Regions from separate parts of the Homo sapiens genome. Here region 2 is linked to region 1. Evidence: read pairs that join two places in POLR2A ChIA-PET (ENCODE). Cell type or tissue: PC-9. All regions are shown on one strand. Links, peaks and the distances in the headings refer to the core of each region. The heading gives the core; the rest is flanking DNA.

Region 1 (7,976 bases), core at 1,857-6,856:
AACACTGTAGATACGGTCTTGCTCATGTTGCAGTTTGTGAAATTGCATCCCTTCAGTATTATTTGCCAACAATTTCAACGAAATGAGACCTAGGAAACAATCAATTTCTTATATTAAAAAAGGAAGTCAAGAAAGCTCATTTGTATAGTTTATATCATGTCCTCATGACTGATTTGATGTGAAAGCAAACATTATGGGGAAGACTGTCATAAAGAGTTTCATTGTTGTTCACTGTTCTTATAAACTATTTCTTTAACCTTTTGTATTTACAGAGTTCCTCACAATCTCTTCGTTTTGCACTGCACTTTTAGAATTAGCCGGATGTGGTGGCACATGCCTGTGGTCTCAGCTATGCAGGAGGCTGAGGTGGGAGGATCGCTTGGGCCCAGGAGGTTGAGGTTGCAGTGAGCCAAGATTGCACCATTTCATTCCAGTCTGGGCAACAGAGGGAGACCCTGTCTCGAAAAAAAATTCATCCTAGCCCCCAAGTGAGGGTTCTCTCTCTGCTGCTCAAGCTGGAGTGCAGTGGTGTGATCTCAACTCACTGTAGCCTCAAACTCCTGGACCCAAGCAATCCTCCCACCTCAGCCTCCTCAGTAGCTGGGATCACAGGCATGTGCCACCATGCCTGGGGAAATTTTTTTATTTTTTGTGGAGACAGGTCTCACTATGTTGCCTAGGCTGGTCTTGAACTCCTGAACTCAAGCAAGCCTCCCGCTTCAGCCTCCCAAAGTTCTGGGATTACAGATGAAAGCCACTGCACCTGGCCATGGGATGACGTTTTTGAAATGGCACTTATTTGTCAAACATTTCATGGGCCCCTACTTCATGTTTTGATTCTCACATCTCTCCATACTGTCTCTCAGGGATTTGTGCTGTCTTGGGGTTTTAATTATTACCAAAGAAGATTTTTAGAAGCTTTCTTCAACAGTGATCTTTTGTAGAAGGCCCATCCCACATTTCTAGTTTCCTTTTCCTCCTTTTTTCCTCCAAATACTCTTCCATTATGAAATGTCTCCTTATCAACCCAGGCAGAATCTATTTCATCCTCTCCTCTTAATGGTTTCTGTCTTAAGACAAGCCTCAGTCACTACCTTTGTCATAGGTATTTCTGACCATGCCCTATCTGCTCTTCTAGGTCCTAAACTCTTTGAGGTCAGAAACTTGGTGAACACATTCATTCTTTCATTCATCTCACAAGTATTTTTTAAGCATCTATCATTGGCAGGCATAATTCTAGGGCTGGGAAAATATCAACAAAGGAAACACGGTGTTCTCTCCTTTCCCAGAGTTTATATTCTAGTATACTTTTAATATATTTCATATCATTGTACTTAAAAAACATGCACATTCACTGGGACATGTCAGAGAGCCTATACTGATAAAAAAAAATTAAAACGCACACACAAAAAATTAGGCTGGATTCTTTCTGTGCTTAAATTGATCCATTTAAACAACACTCCCTCAGAGGTCAGCCAATTTCCAGCAAGTCAAAGGAGCCCTGGGAAGTTTGCTTGGTGCCAGGATTCCTCCAGAGGATCCACTCCTAAAGGTGGAGTCCCAGTAGGTCCAAGGGAGGACTTGAATTGAGCCAGCTGGGGGCCAAGTGTAGACTCTTAGTCTAACTCATTTCAGTTAACTGGATTAAGGGATGCTCCATCAGCCTGTGGATTCCTTAGGACCCTCACATTCCCCTCCTCCCTCTTTGTTGCTGCTGGCCCTTTCCTGACCTTTCTATTTGGTAGCATCAGTGTCTGTGGATGTGATATTTGTTGGCCACTCCTACAATAAACTTGGTTGCCAAGAAAGTTGAAGCCACTGCCGGGCGCAGTGGCTCACACCTATAATCCCAGCACTTTGGGAGGCCAAGGCAGGCAGATCACAAGGTCAGGAGTTCGAGACCAGCCTGACCAACATGGTGAAACCCCGTCTCTACTAAAATTACAAAAATTAGGCGGGCATGGTGGCACGCACCTGTAATCCTAGCTACTCAGGAGGCTGAGGTAGAAGAATCATTTGAACCCAGGAGGCACAGGTTGCAGTGAGCCAAGATCGCTCCACTGCACTCCAGCCCGGGCAACAGAGCGAGACGCCATCTCAAAAAAAAAAAGGAAAGAAAGTTGAAGCCATTGGCTAGAACAAGGCTGTGAATTACCTTAATCTATGGTGTTGTCTCCATTTATTATCATGAATGATAAATTAAGATATTGAGGTGCATTTGTTGATGCACTGGTAACAACACATTTGATTGTACTGAGGCTAACTAAATGCATACATCGTAAGTTTGTACCAATTATCCACACAATTTATCTTAAAAACATTATTATGACTAAAAAAACCTTGTTTACAAAAAGTTTAACAGTAATTTTTTTGAACTATTCATCAGGGATTTAGACTCTTCTAACTCCAAGCCCTGCTGATACTCTCTGTCAACAAGATTCAGTGGAAAATGAAGCTTATTATTTTAAACTTTTGGACCAATTACTTCAGCAGCTAAAAAGGTTACTGGCATTGTTTGTCCAAGTTCACCTGCATGGAACTTACTTATTCCAAGAATGCGACTGTCAACAGGTTAAATGACTTCAGATAACACACCGTGTGCAACTGGGTGGGAAATCCCTAAGCTAACAAGCTAAGGAGAGGGTGTATATCCGCACATTGGAGCCCGGAAGCTAAGCACGCTTTTTCCCTTCTCAAATCCTAAATATACCCACACCTATAGGAGAAGTCGACTTTGCTTTGATGACACAGTGTTACTTTTCTGACATAAGAGGCGTTGATTTTTTAATTGTTTACAGCCTTTTATGTCACTGTACTATTTAGCACCTAACATAGTGCCTGCACGTAATGAGTGATCGGTAAACATTTATTGAACAAATACTGGGGAAACTGACTTTGAAGAACAGCACGGTGATATACACTGTGATGAGAGTACATTCAAAAATACAGGTGTAGGCACAAAGGAAGAGTGGTGGATGCCTATGTCACAGCTTGACGTGGTGCTTTGAGGCACAGAAAGCCAGGCCCATCTCTTTTCCTCATGCTTAACCACTCTAGCCCAGTCTAAGTGAGAAAGGGTGGAGCTGCTGTTATGGGGATTGGTCCTGTGTTGTGCTTCTCCAGGGTTTGTGCCCTCCCTGTGACCCTCCTCATCACACTTAGAAGAGAAACCGCAGTCCTCCCTCTGTACCAAAGGCCCTGCCGTGCTGGATTTGACCTCCCTGCTGCTTCACTTCTTAGTGTTCTCCACTGGATCACTCAATACCAGCCCCTGGCCTTCCAGCGGCACAGGGAGCATGGCAGGCACTGTCTTCCTTCAGGGGCCTTAGACTTGCTGTTCCCTCAGCCTGGAATGCTTTTCCCCCAGGGAACCATTTGACTTTTTCCCTTACCTCCTCCAGGTCTTACACAAATTCGTCTTCCAGAGGGGGCCTTTCCTAGCTACCGCTTTAAAATTTCAGCCTCCCCTAATACTACTTATCTTCCTCCGCATTGTTATTTTCTCATTAACACTTAATTCATGACGTGTGTGTGTGTGTGTGTGTGTGTGTGTTTTGAGACAGGGCCTTGCACTGTCACCCAGGCTGGAGTGCAGTGATGCAATCTCGGCTCACTGCAACCTCTGCTTCCTGGGTTCAAGTGATTCTCCTGCCTCAGTGTCTCGAGTAGCTGGGACTATAGGCGCACGCTACCACATCCAGTTAATTTTTGTATCTTTAGTAGAGACAAGGTTTCACCATGTTGGCCAGGCTGATCTCGAACTTCTGACCTCAAGTGATCCACCCACCTCAGCCTCCCAAAGTGCAAGGATTACAGGCATGAGCCGCCGCGCCTGGCCATGAACTCTATTTTTTACTTACGTATCTTGCTTATTGTCTGTCCTCTACTGGAATGTCAGCCCCACGAAGGCAGGGATTTGTGTCTGTCTTGTTTACTGCTGTATCCCCGACGCCCAGAACAGCATGGAGCACATAGCAGTGCCCACTATTTATTGCATAGATACATTAATTATCATCATGATTGCAACCAGATGTTGAGGGCTTCGTGTGTTCCAGTAACTTTATCGCATCAAATTGTCACAACAACACAATAAGGTTATTATAATTGTATTTTTATAGAAATGAGAATACCAAGGCTCAGAAGAAGGCAATGACTTGCTCCATGTTGCACAGTCAGTAAAACAATAGAGCTGGGATTAGAATTCAAGACTAACCTCAGAGCCCACATTCTCCAGCCTGCTGCCTGAGAATCGCCCAGACATTTGTCCCTAAAGTAACACTTCACTTGTCCTGCCTAATCCTTCAAGTGCCCAAGAAACCTGACACTCAACACTGCTGTGTTCTGATCCTTCTCTTTCAGGGATCCTAAAATCTCTGAACCTATTATAGTGGTTTACAGGCTTAACAGCATTCACAGCTTACACATGAGAAAAAGAGCTGGCACGCACTGCCGGTGGAGCAGGAAGCTGACCTTGCTACATCAAACTGAACAGGGAATGATTCATTTACAAACAACTCCACTTGGAGTTTTAATTAACATTAAACTCATCCGGTAGAAGTCTACCACAGCAGAATTTAGCCAACTTTTTATGTTTAAATTCTTGAATGATTTCTTTGCCTTTCCTGGCTACTTTCATTCCTAGATGAAGATAAAGGCAGGGGTATGTGATTGAGGGGCACTTCAGTCACTCACAGTTAATGCAACATAACCTACAAATCATTTGCTGTTTTGTGAAGTTGGCGGTTTGAGGAAAAATATGCTCTCTATAAGTGCGATAATTGTATGGAAGCAATGAGCAAAATGTAGAGATAAAAAGGTAGGTGGATAACAAAAGACGTCAAGAATCTCTCAAACAAAGCCGTTTGGGCATTATTTTCTATTGTCTGGAAATTGTCATTACTCACAACCCAGTGGGCATTCTTGGTTTTGAAAAGAACATAAAGTGAGGCCAATGAAATAAAGTCAAATAAACAAAAAGTTCCTCCCAGGATCCTTCTCTGGTTCTCAGGTTCTACGAAATTACTCAGCATTGTTTTGGCACCAGAACTAAATGCTGGACTTTAAAACAGAAACATTTCCATGGGTTGCAATGAGTGCCACAGGGTACAGAGGTGATTCCTCCTGTTCTTCCCATCTACCTCTCATCTCATCCTAAATCATTACATTTATACTGTTGAACATTCCTATTTGGGGTCGTAAATGGGGTATATTGTAGTAGAAGAAAGTAAACTGGGTTAGGAGTCAGGAATCCTGTGCTCTAATCCCAACTCTGGCCCTTTTATCTGCAGGACCCTGGATGGGTCTCTCATCTATAAAATATAGATAATGTTGTTTGCTCTGCATTACTATAAGACCACCCTGACAAGTGAAAATGTGTGTTTCTCACACTTAAGATGACCATCAGGGAAAATTCCATAGTTTTATTTAAATTAAAATACATATGTAACACTTAGTATTATTTAGAAATTACAGAATGACTTTCTTTTGTTATTTTCTAGATAGGAGGTATGCTATTCTTTTCCAAGTTTTATAACCTGGCTGGGAAGCATAAGAAAAGAGGTGAGACAGTGGTGAGGTGTATAAAGATGGGCAGCTCTGCAGTCAGACCAACATAGGTATAAATCCCACTTCCAATACTAGGTGATCTTGGGCGAAATTTGCACCTTCTTCGAGCATCCATCTCCTACACCTAATATGGGAACAATAAGACTAACCACATAGGGTTGGTGTAAGGATTGCATGAACAAACACACGGAAAGTCCCTTACAAAGAGCAAAGACTCCATAGAGGTTTGTTTCATGAATTGCAGGGTTTTGTGGTTTTATTTTAAAGGTTTAATACTTTTCTACTGTTTCCACCACAAGAATACATGTGTTAGCAACTGCATGCATGAGACCAAGAGGAAGAAATTTGCTGAGAGGAGGAGATAGGTTATTTTCTTAAAGTCAAAGAACCAGAGTTAACTTGATTTATAAATGAAATAGGAGACAGTCTCTCCTTTGGAGGGAAGTTTCTATTTCAGAGAGAGGTCCCAGAGCAGGAAGTTACCCAGTGACACCCTATGGACCATCCAAATGAGCTGCAGCACCGGAAAATCAAGAAACACCCACAGTTCTTGATTTACAGCTCCCTGGGAGGAAGGAGCTGACCACAAGGGTAGGATAAACATCAAGCTTCACTGAAGCATCTTCAGCCACTCAACTCCGCTCAGTGCCTTAAGAAAAGTTCACAGACCCCATCTACCCCAAGGTGGCCGATTCTGAAAAAACAAGTTTGGGGATAATTAAAAAGTTGGGTAGTCAATATTTATGTCCATTGTTGGTTTATACCCTGCCTCCTGTTAGAAAAGATCTGAGGCAACTCCTTAAAAATACAAAAAAAGAAAAAAAAAAGAAAAAAAGAAAATAGTAGAGGGAATCTGAACAAAAAGGAAAAAAGTGATAAAATAAAAGCCAAGGACAAGATTAATTCCAAGAAATGCATTCCACACATGGGGATTCTCATTCTCTATCTAGGTATTTATTATCCAGGTCTCCACAGTTACAGGGTTTCATAGGGAGGCAAAGTCTTCCTAATTCAGAAATATTCACTAGTGAAGAGACCAGCTGTAAAAGAAGGCCCCGCTCTAACAGATTCTGCAGTTTAGCACCAGCTCCAATTTCCTGCTGTTCCATCAACGTCTATGCTGTGGGATTGCAAACAACCAATACAACTAGCAAATAGAATGCAAATCCATTGCATAGTTAACTAGAATATCTCTCAAAAGAGGCAATATATAAAGAATAAACCAGCCAGGTGCAGTGGCTCACGCCTGTAATCCCAGCACTTTGGGAGGCTGAGGTGGGCAGATCACTTTAGGCCAGAAGTTCAACACCAGACTGGCCAACATGGCGAAACCCTATCTTTACTAAAAATACAAAAACAAAACAAAACAAAAAAAAGCCAGGAGGCTGAGGCAGGAGGATCACTTGAACCTGGGAGCTAGAGGCTGCAGTGAGCCGAGATTGTGCCACTATACCCCAGCCTGGGCCACAGAGTGAGACTCTGCATCAAAAAAAAAAAAAAAAAAAAAAAAAAAGCCATTGAGCTATCTTAAAATTTTTTGAGGAAAGTGGGACCCAAAAAGTCAACATGGTTAATTTTTCATGCTGAGAATTAGCACGTGGTTGCAATGTGATATAAGTGTTTTAAAAGTAAAATTAAGTAAATTTATTTTCATACTCATTTGTTTTGTTTTTCAACTCTGCATAATCTAACATCATATTTTGCTCCCTGTTTTACAATGGATTCCCTTAGACAGACTTTTTCTGGTACCAACTGTTTGCAGATAATAAGGGCTACCTGGAACGTACTATAGTGCAAATTTGGCTCTAAGATTCTTGATGGCAAAAGCAAACTAGAAACATGCTTTCTTAGAAAAGTCATGGGTGCATAATATAAAAACAGGAAGTTGTTGTGGAACAGTGAGGATAATGGTATTGAAATCCACGATTAGAGAAGACTTAGGGCACTAGTGGCTAATAAGAAGTCTAAGAAGGTAAATACCAGTCTTTCTAAATTGCTTGGTGTTTGGTTGAACAGTGTCACACACAAAATGGCTAACAAACACAGTGCTGGTCATTAATTCTGTTCAACAAGTATTCCTGGCTCTCCACCTTGGCTTCAGAGGAAATGCTTTTTTTCATTGAGTTCTAGGCTGGGCCACTTGCAGTTGGGTAGAGCCATGAAACATTTCTTGTCAGCATATTTTGAGCAGAAAAAACACGTGTCATCTCCAGGCAGAGATCCTTCAGAGTTTCCTTTCCCTCTGGCATGGTGACTGATAATGTTTGAGATGATGACCACTCTGTAAGCTAGGGTCACTGGGAAACTAAAACGAGCTGCTGCCCTGCAGACACATCATGGACATGTAGAATGAGCATGAAATAAACCTGTGGTTTAAGCCACGAGATTTGGGGTTGTTTGTTACTGTAGCC
Region 2 (7,976 bases), core at 1,026-6,025, 180 kb before region 1:
AAAAGCCCAGCCTCAAAGAAAAAATAAAGTCTCTTTTGCATGAGATACCTAGAGGTGTTTCATGTATGTATCATTTTAGACCCCAGTGGGCCCAAAATACATTAGGAGAAAGAAGAGAAAGAACAAACTGTCATCTTCCTACTGCTCATTCCCACTACTTAGTGAAGGGAGTTGGCAGAATCACTCTCAGTAGTAGAAATTAGCCCCGGGACTGGGTATTGGCCTTGAGAAGCCAATGGACACCAATGGACCGTGACCTCAGACCAGCACCACGTGACACTAAGGACGGCTCTTCAGTGGCATCATCACCCAACAGTATCTGTCCATGCCTAGCTAGATGCCGAGAAGATTTTCCCACCCAAGAGAAATAGAAAGTGATAAATTCCACAGGCTCCACAGGAAAAAAGATGTCTTCCTGTCAAGGAGATGAGGTGTGAGACAACGTTTACTGATAACTTCAGGGGTTCCAGATAGGCCCTCTAGTTTGCTTGTGCCTATAAGCTGAGTTACTTGGGAGGCTGAGGCAGGGGGCTCAATTTTTTTTTTAATTAGCTGGGTGTGGTGGCATCCACCTGTAGTCCCCACTACTCAGAGGCTGAAGCAGGAGAATCACTTGAACCCAGGAGTTTGAAGCTGTAGCGAGCAATGACTGTGTGCCACTGCATTGCAGCTTCCAGAGAGACAGTCTCTTAAATTTTTTTTTTTTTTTTTTTTTTAGATGGAGGGGATGGGAGTGGAGAGAGAGAAGAGGAAATAAGCAGGATGCTGATGGCTCATTCTGGGGCATGCGAATGAGTGCCTGTGGGACTTTCAGTGGAGAAGGACTAGAGGACTGAGGGCTGGGCTGCATATAGAAATTTACAAGTCACAAAACACAGGGCCTTTGAGAGAAGATAAGTGACTTGAGGAGAATGAACAGGGAGACAAAGGAAATGATTTAAGGATGAGTCTCTGAGAATGATCAAAATTTAGGGGAGAGGGAGCCTGGGAAAAAGCCCAAGAGGAGCTTCCACAGAAGGAGGAGGAAAACAAGTTAAGTATGGGAGTCTCACAGATTTCTAGTGGGGAGAGTGAGGAGGAGGAGGAAACTGTCAACCACTGCAATGCTGTAAAGAGGTTAGTGTGATGAGGGTAGATGCATGGCCACTGGATTTGGCAACTAGCAAGTCCTTGCAATGGCATGCTTTAGGATGGGGCTAAAGGTGAACAAGGGATAAGACAGGCAGTATGGGCAGATGATTCCTTCAAAAACCTGTTTCTAAAGGGGAGAAGAGGGTGGTAGCTAGAAGACTGAAGGGATCCAGGGAGTGAAAAGGTTTTGTTCCTAATGTTTTTGTTTTAAATGAGAAGTTCAAGCAAGTGTCTATAAGGCAGAGAGCGTGCAGAGGCCCATCTGAAGACACAGGACACAGGAGGAGGACTCCTTAAAGACTCAGGAAGGGATGGGATTCAAACACTCAGGTGAAGGGTATGAGCTTATGGAGGAGGAAAGCCAGTGCTGTTGAGATAGAAGAAAGGTGGATGCTGGCAAATGTGAAAGCAAGTAGGTAGCACGAAAAGTTGAGGGGACCTCGTACCCAATGTCCTCTGTTTTCATGATGAACCTAACCTGGAAGAGGGAGAAGTGAGGGAGGTGACACACGGGATCGGGCTCCAGGGATGTGGTACATGAGGACTAGAAGAGTTGAAACTGATATTTAAAAATATTTAATTATCCTTATCTCATCACTATACATTATTTGTACTGAAACATCATTATGTACCCCATAAATATGTACAATTAAATGTCCATTTAAGAAAATAAAAAATTAAACAAATTTTAAAGAGATATTTTAAAGAAATAATGACTAAGATATTGTCTCTGCCTTTAAGGAGCTTACATTCTGCAGGAAAGAGCAAATGAAATAATTCCTACAGTACAGATAAAATAAGTGCTTTAGAAAGTAGGTCCAATACCTGCAATACAAAGACAGCAAACTCAACTTTGGAGCTTTTACTTTGGAGGAGGTTGGAGAGGTAACTATTTATTTGCCCTGGGCAGAGTATCAGGTTTCATCACAGTTCTAATAGATTAAGAACAAGATGACAGGATGATTTTGGCGGTGGGGGTGGGGAGGGGGAAGCAAATCAAAAGGCCCTGAAAAAAACAAAAACACGAGGAAAAAAAAACAAAAAACAACTTTTCTTTTAGATGCAGAAGATATGTTGGGAGAGGGCTTCGGAGATAAATCTTTGTTTTATAAGATTCTTCCATACCGTACAGATAGGAGGTAAGTGATGAAATAAGCGAAGAATTGAAAAGGATGACCAAAAATAGCCCACCAGTGTATATCAGTACAACCTGAATGAAGGCCAGTTTGACAACATCTAGCAAATGATTTTTAAAATAACATACCCATCAAAAGATTGGAAGACAACCTAAATGCCCATTAGCAGCAGACTAGTTAACTCAGTGTGGTATATCCATATAATGGCTGTTAAAAAGGATGAAGTATCTCTATACATACTGATATGGAAATATCTCCAAATATATTGTTACACTGGAAAGATGCAGAATTACATGTACAGTCTGCTACAGTATGTGGGGAAAATCACATGTGTGTATATTAACGTAAAGAGTAGTTTTGGAAGGACACTTAAGAAACTAGATACAATGACTGCCTCTGGGAAGGAAAACTTATTTTCACTGTATTTCATTTTGTAACTTTTCAAATTTTATACTATACGCATGTATTACCTATTGAAAAGCAAAGTATTTTTAAAATAGTCTTTCATTTTGAAAATACAATTCACTGTAGCTTGAGAGTTAAAAAAAAAAAATTAAACAGCTATTTTTTCAGTTAAACAGCTGACTTTCTCAATGATGCGAAACATTTAATAAGCATTCCTAAAGAGCATGGCATACTAATTTTACATTTTGGGATCACTTTGATCTTTAAGAACTTAAAGAAATATTTTCCTAAAGTACATCACATCATGAGCATATCAGTAAGTCAGAAGATGGTTTAATTTTAAAATTTAGCAAACTAAGTTTTGTGTGTGGGTGTAATTCAAACAAAGCCCTTTTGTTGCATTCCTAACCACAAACAAGGAAGCTTAACTGCGTGGGATGGGTAGGCTGATGAAACTGGAATTCGCAAGTGACATGATGTCCTTCTTAGATGATTTTGCCCTAACACAGAGAGATTCAGGAATGCAAAACAAGTTTCTGAGAAATCTACAGTAAGTTCAGTATTTTAAGCAGTATTCACTAATCACCTATGTGCCTTCAACCTTGTTAAATTATAGTTGGAGCTCTGCAAGGTCTTGGAAGGCCTAAGAGTTTATAATCTTGCTGGGGAGGCTCAGATGCAAGAAAAACTATTAAACAAAGTCAGAGCATCATTCATTCACTCAAAAAATATTTGAGTGCCTACTGAGTGCCAACCACCATTCTAGGCACTTGACGAGTATTTTCTCACTTAGCCTTTATATTACCTTTATGATACAGGACTATTAATGAGGAAAGTGAGGTAAATACAGAATAAACAATGTGTTCACTGTCACAAATGTAGTGAGCAGCACAGCTACTAAACCCAGGCATCTCTCTCCAGAGCCTGTGCTTTTAATTTGCAAGTAAGGAGCACTGTGCAATGAGGTGGGAGAGGCAGAGGAGGGAGACAGGGAGTAAGCAAGTAAGCAAATCAAACAAGATATTCTCATATAGTTATAAGGGTTCTGAAGGAAATAAAACTGGGTAATGTGAGAGTGTGATGGAAAGTCCCCATTTAAGTCAGAGACAGCCTCTATGAGCAAGTGACATTCAAACCAAGACCTAAATGATAAGAAATAATTAACCATGCAAAGAGCTAGGAGAAGAATATATAGCTCCAAAGGAAAAATGAATGCAAAATCCTTGAGAGGAGGAATGAGTTTGGGTTTTTAAAGAATACAAGAGAGTATAGCCAGAGCCTTGTGAGTGAAGAGCAGATGGTATAAAATTCAGATCATATTGGGCCACCGAGGCTGTAGAGGCATTTTGGATACAAAAAGCTCACATGAATGGGGTCTGAAGTCAGCCAGAAGGCTTAGTAGTACAGTGGGACTTCAGATGACCTTGAAAGATTGGTATGCTTTGGATAAATGGAGAAAGTGACAACTATTAGTTGGAAAATAAAAAATTCTAAGAACTAATTTTTTTGTTGATGCTATTCTTTAACGAACTGTTATGACACATGTTGCATGGGCTCTTCTCGGTGCAGTGTTATAAAACTCTGCCAGTTATCAACTGGACCCGAGTCAAGTGTATAAGAATACAAAATATACTCAGACTACCAGCACCACAAAATAAAAGTTACCATATTTCTTAAACCCCTTACTAACCCATCAACCTCTCCATCCATTATTGTTTAGTGCGCAATACTATGAGACAAAGTCCATCATAAGAAAGTTCTAATCAAACACCCCCATATCCCCCAAAAAAGAAACAAAATACATCAATATATTCTGCAAATTAGGTCTATTAAATTAAAATTTCAAATATTTGAATTGTAGATCTTCATCATATTCTTATTGAACACTGTGCTTAGCTGGGGATAAAGCACTGGTTTTTTTTTTAACTTTAATTTTAGGGGTACACATGCAGGTTTGTTATATAGGTAAGCTTGTGTCATGGACTGGGGGTGTTATATAGATTATTCCATCACCCAGGCACTAAGCCTAGTACCCAATAGTTATGTTTTCTGATCTTCTCTCTCCTCCTACCCTTCACCCTCAAGTAGGCCCCAGTGTGTGTTGTTCCCTTCCATATGTCCATGTGTTCTCATCATTTAGCTCCCACTTATGAGAACATGCAGAATTTGGTCTTCTGTTCCTGCGTTAGTTTGCTAAGGATAATGGCCTCCAGCTCCATCCATGTTCCTGCAAAAGACATTATCTCATTCTTTTTTACGGCTGCATAGTATTCCATGGTGTATAGGTAGCACATTTTCTTTATCCAATCTGTCATTGATGGCCCTTTAGGATGATTCCATGTCTTTGCTATTGTGAATAGTAAAGCATTGTTTTTAAAGATTCTTTTTACATGCCACTGCTGTTTTTCCCCATTTTTCCTCATGTATTTTTAAAATTATGAAATCGTTTTTTGAGGCAGGGTCTCACTCTGTCACCCAAGCTGGAGTGCAGTGGCATGATCATAGCGTACTGCAGCCTTGAACTCCTGGGCTCAAACAATCCTCCCATCACAGCCTCCTAAGTAGCTAGGACTATAGCACGTACCCCTATGCCTTGCTTATGAAACATTTTAAACATATATAAATGTATCTGGATTAATATAAATAACCATGTATGCATCATCAAAATTTATAAAGTTTATAAAGTCTTCATATTTTCCCCATATTTACTTCTGGTATTCCTCCTCCACCACACCCATTTCTCTTGCCCCTACAAGCTAACCACTGTAGTTAATTTCTTAAGTATCTTTTCCAGTGTTCTGTTATGCAAATACAGGCAAACATGAACATATAATCTCATTTCACTCCTTTCCCAAAAGAAACTTCATGGCCTGTTCTATCCCTTGCTTTTTTACTCAACAATACATATTCAGCTGGGCATGGTGGCTCACGCCTGTAGTCCCAGCTACTTGAAAGTCTGAGGTGGTAGAATTGCTTGAGCTCAGGAGTTTATGATCAGCCTGGGCAAAACTGAGACCCCCTTCTCAAATAAAAGCCCTCAAACATATTGAAGATCATTCTATACCAGTATTTACAGAGCTTCCTCATACCTTTATTTCCTTTCAGCTACCTAGTACTCCACCGTATGCATATATTTGTTTAACCAGACCCCTTTTGTAGACACTTTTTCATGTCTAGTCTTTTGCTATTACAAATAATGCTGCAATGAATAACCATGTCCACATAGTGTTTTCTATGTATGTTGAAATGTCTGCAGAAATTCTTTTTTTTTTTTTGAGACGGAGTCTCGCTCTGTCACCCAGGCTGGAGTGCAGTGGCGGGATCTCGGCTCACTGCAAGCTCCGCCTCCCGGGTTCACGCCATTCTCCTGCCTCAGCCTCCCAAGTAGCTGGGACTACAGGCGCCCGCCACTACGCCCGGCTAATTTTTTGTATTTTTAGTAGAGACGGGGTTTCACCGTTTTAGCCGGGATGGTCTCGATCTCCTGACCTCTTGATCCGCCCGCCTCGGCCTCCCAAAGTGCTGGAGAAATTCTTAAAAGTGGAGTTGCTGGCTCAAAGGGTAAATGCACTTCCAATTTTGATAATTACTGCTAAATTGCCCCCTTTCACATTTTAAAAAGGAAATAAACTCAATATGAACAATTAAATGTCACTGTAGAAATAATTCGGGGGGAGGCCGGGCGTGGTGACTCAGGCCTGTAATCTCAGCACTTTGGGAGGCCGAGGTGGGCGGACCACGAGGTCAGGAGTTCAAGACCAGCCTGACCAACATGGTGAAACCCCGTCTCTAGTAAAAATACAAAAATTAGCGGGGTGTGGTGGTGCGTGCCTGTAATCCTAGCTACTCAGAAGGCTGAGGCAGGAGAATCGCTTGACTCCGGGAGGCGAGGTTGCAATGAGCTGAGATTGCACCACTGCACTCCAGCCTGGGCAACAGAACGAGACTCTGCCTCAAAAAAAAAAAAAAAAAGAAAGAATTCAGGGAGAGATTATATCTTCTTTAGTATAGAATAATAGATGATGCATATTTGAACAACATCCCTTTTTAGGCATTTACTGTTTATAGGAAAATGATAGGCCCCAAATACTAATGATAAAAACATATAGCAATGGAAAACTGGGACCAAGTCAAAAAACACTGAGCTGCACTCATAACATTGTTTCATTCAGATGGTGTTTAGATGTTTATAATATGTTCACAGGAGACAGAAAAGGTCTGAAGCATTTTTAAAAGATTTGAAACAAACAAGAATCTTTCAAAACACGAAAAAAGGTGGCCATTGTCCTTCAACACTCCATTAGCAAAGGGATTACAGGCCTGAACCACTGCACCCGGCCAACTCCTTGTTTCTATAACTACTTCCAGGCTCCTCAAGACTATCCCTCAGACCTTTTGGATTCACAAAAAAAAAAAAAAAAAAAAAAAAAAAAACCTAAAAAACACTTTTCCAAGGCTTTTCATAATTCCCTCATTAATATCTGTGTCTTTAAAAAGTGGTTCAGTAGGTAGAAAGGTATGCATTAGGTAATACCATCTCATAGCAACACACAGTCCCTTCTGGAAAGAAAAGTTGTTTTTAAATGTCACATCCTGATAATATGTCCTGGGGACTTTTGGTTTTGACAGCTGAAGCATCAGTAAGTGTGAAGTCTGCTAATGTGCAGTCATAACGCTGTAACACCAAAACTGGCATAAAAGATACAGCCCCTTTTCTCGTATCCTACTTTACCCCATTCTACCATGCCTGTCCCAATATCCCCTTCACTACTAGTTATCTCCTCCCCATCCTCCATTCTGAAACAGTTTTTGAAGATTAAATTTTATTGATTACTGCATGAAAACACTACTATAAAAGAGAGGGACTAGCAACAGGGGTGTTTTTCATTCAATTGCCGGGGGGTAACAAATTGAAATGTTTTTTTCCCCAATATTCCCCTCTTTATATCCCCTTTGTCAGCAATGACACACACAGAGAATCAGAATATTCAACTGTCCTTCCTACATGTCAACATCTGCATAAAAATCAAGCAGAATTTGATGCAAACATTGTAATATCTATGATGTGTAATAGCATTCATCTTTGCCTTTTATTAATTTACAAACTCAATTACAAAAGAACAGCACAGCATAAATAGAATAGCACAACTTCTAATTACCAATAAATAATTTCTGTTTCTCAACTCTCATTTGGAACTGGGCATTTTATTTGTTGGAGGAAAGAAGGATGGTTTCTACCAATTTCTCCAGATATCAGATATGATTTTAGAATTTTCTTCCATACTGTTTTTCTGTGCCATAGCA

The links. ChIA-PET counts read pairs that join two places held together with the same protein. Peaks named below come from ENCODE experiments on the same cell type or tissue, not always from the same donor. Only the 100,000 strongest peaks of a DNase experiment are listed, where the experiment ranks them.
Region 2: POLR2A ChIA-PET joins it to region 1 with 8 read pairs; 2 of 35 experiments call an interaction of 5 or more read pairs at or near these places.

The regions. Positions count from the first base shown.
Region 1 is chr4:76,543,510-76,551,485 of GRCh38, reverse strand. All of the region lies in intron 1 of SHROOM3 (shroom family member 3), which reads right to left. Among named protein-coding and RNA genes, the nearest start is that of MIR4450, 26 kb to the left of the region's middle. In PC-9, for the core only: no CTCF peak of the experiment used is centred there; a DNase peak (open chromatin) is centred at 4,435; H3K27ac peaks cover 1,468 bases.
Region 2 is chr4:76,719,282-76,727,257 of GRCh38, reverse strand. The region is part of intron 3 of SHROOM3 (shroom family member 3); the gene reads right to left. All of the region lies in intron 2 of SHROOM3-AS1 (SHROOM3 antisense RNA 1), which reads left to right. Among named protein-coding and RNA genes, the nearest start is that of SHROOM3-AS1, 79 kb to the left of the region's middle. In PC-9, for the core only: no CTCF peak of the experiment used is centred there; a DNase peak (open chromatin) is centred at 3,117; H3K27ac peaks cover 1,814 bases.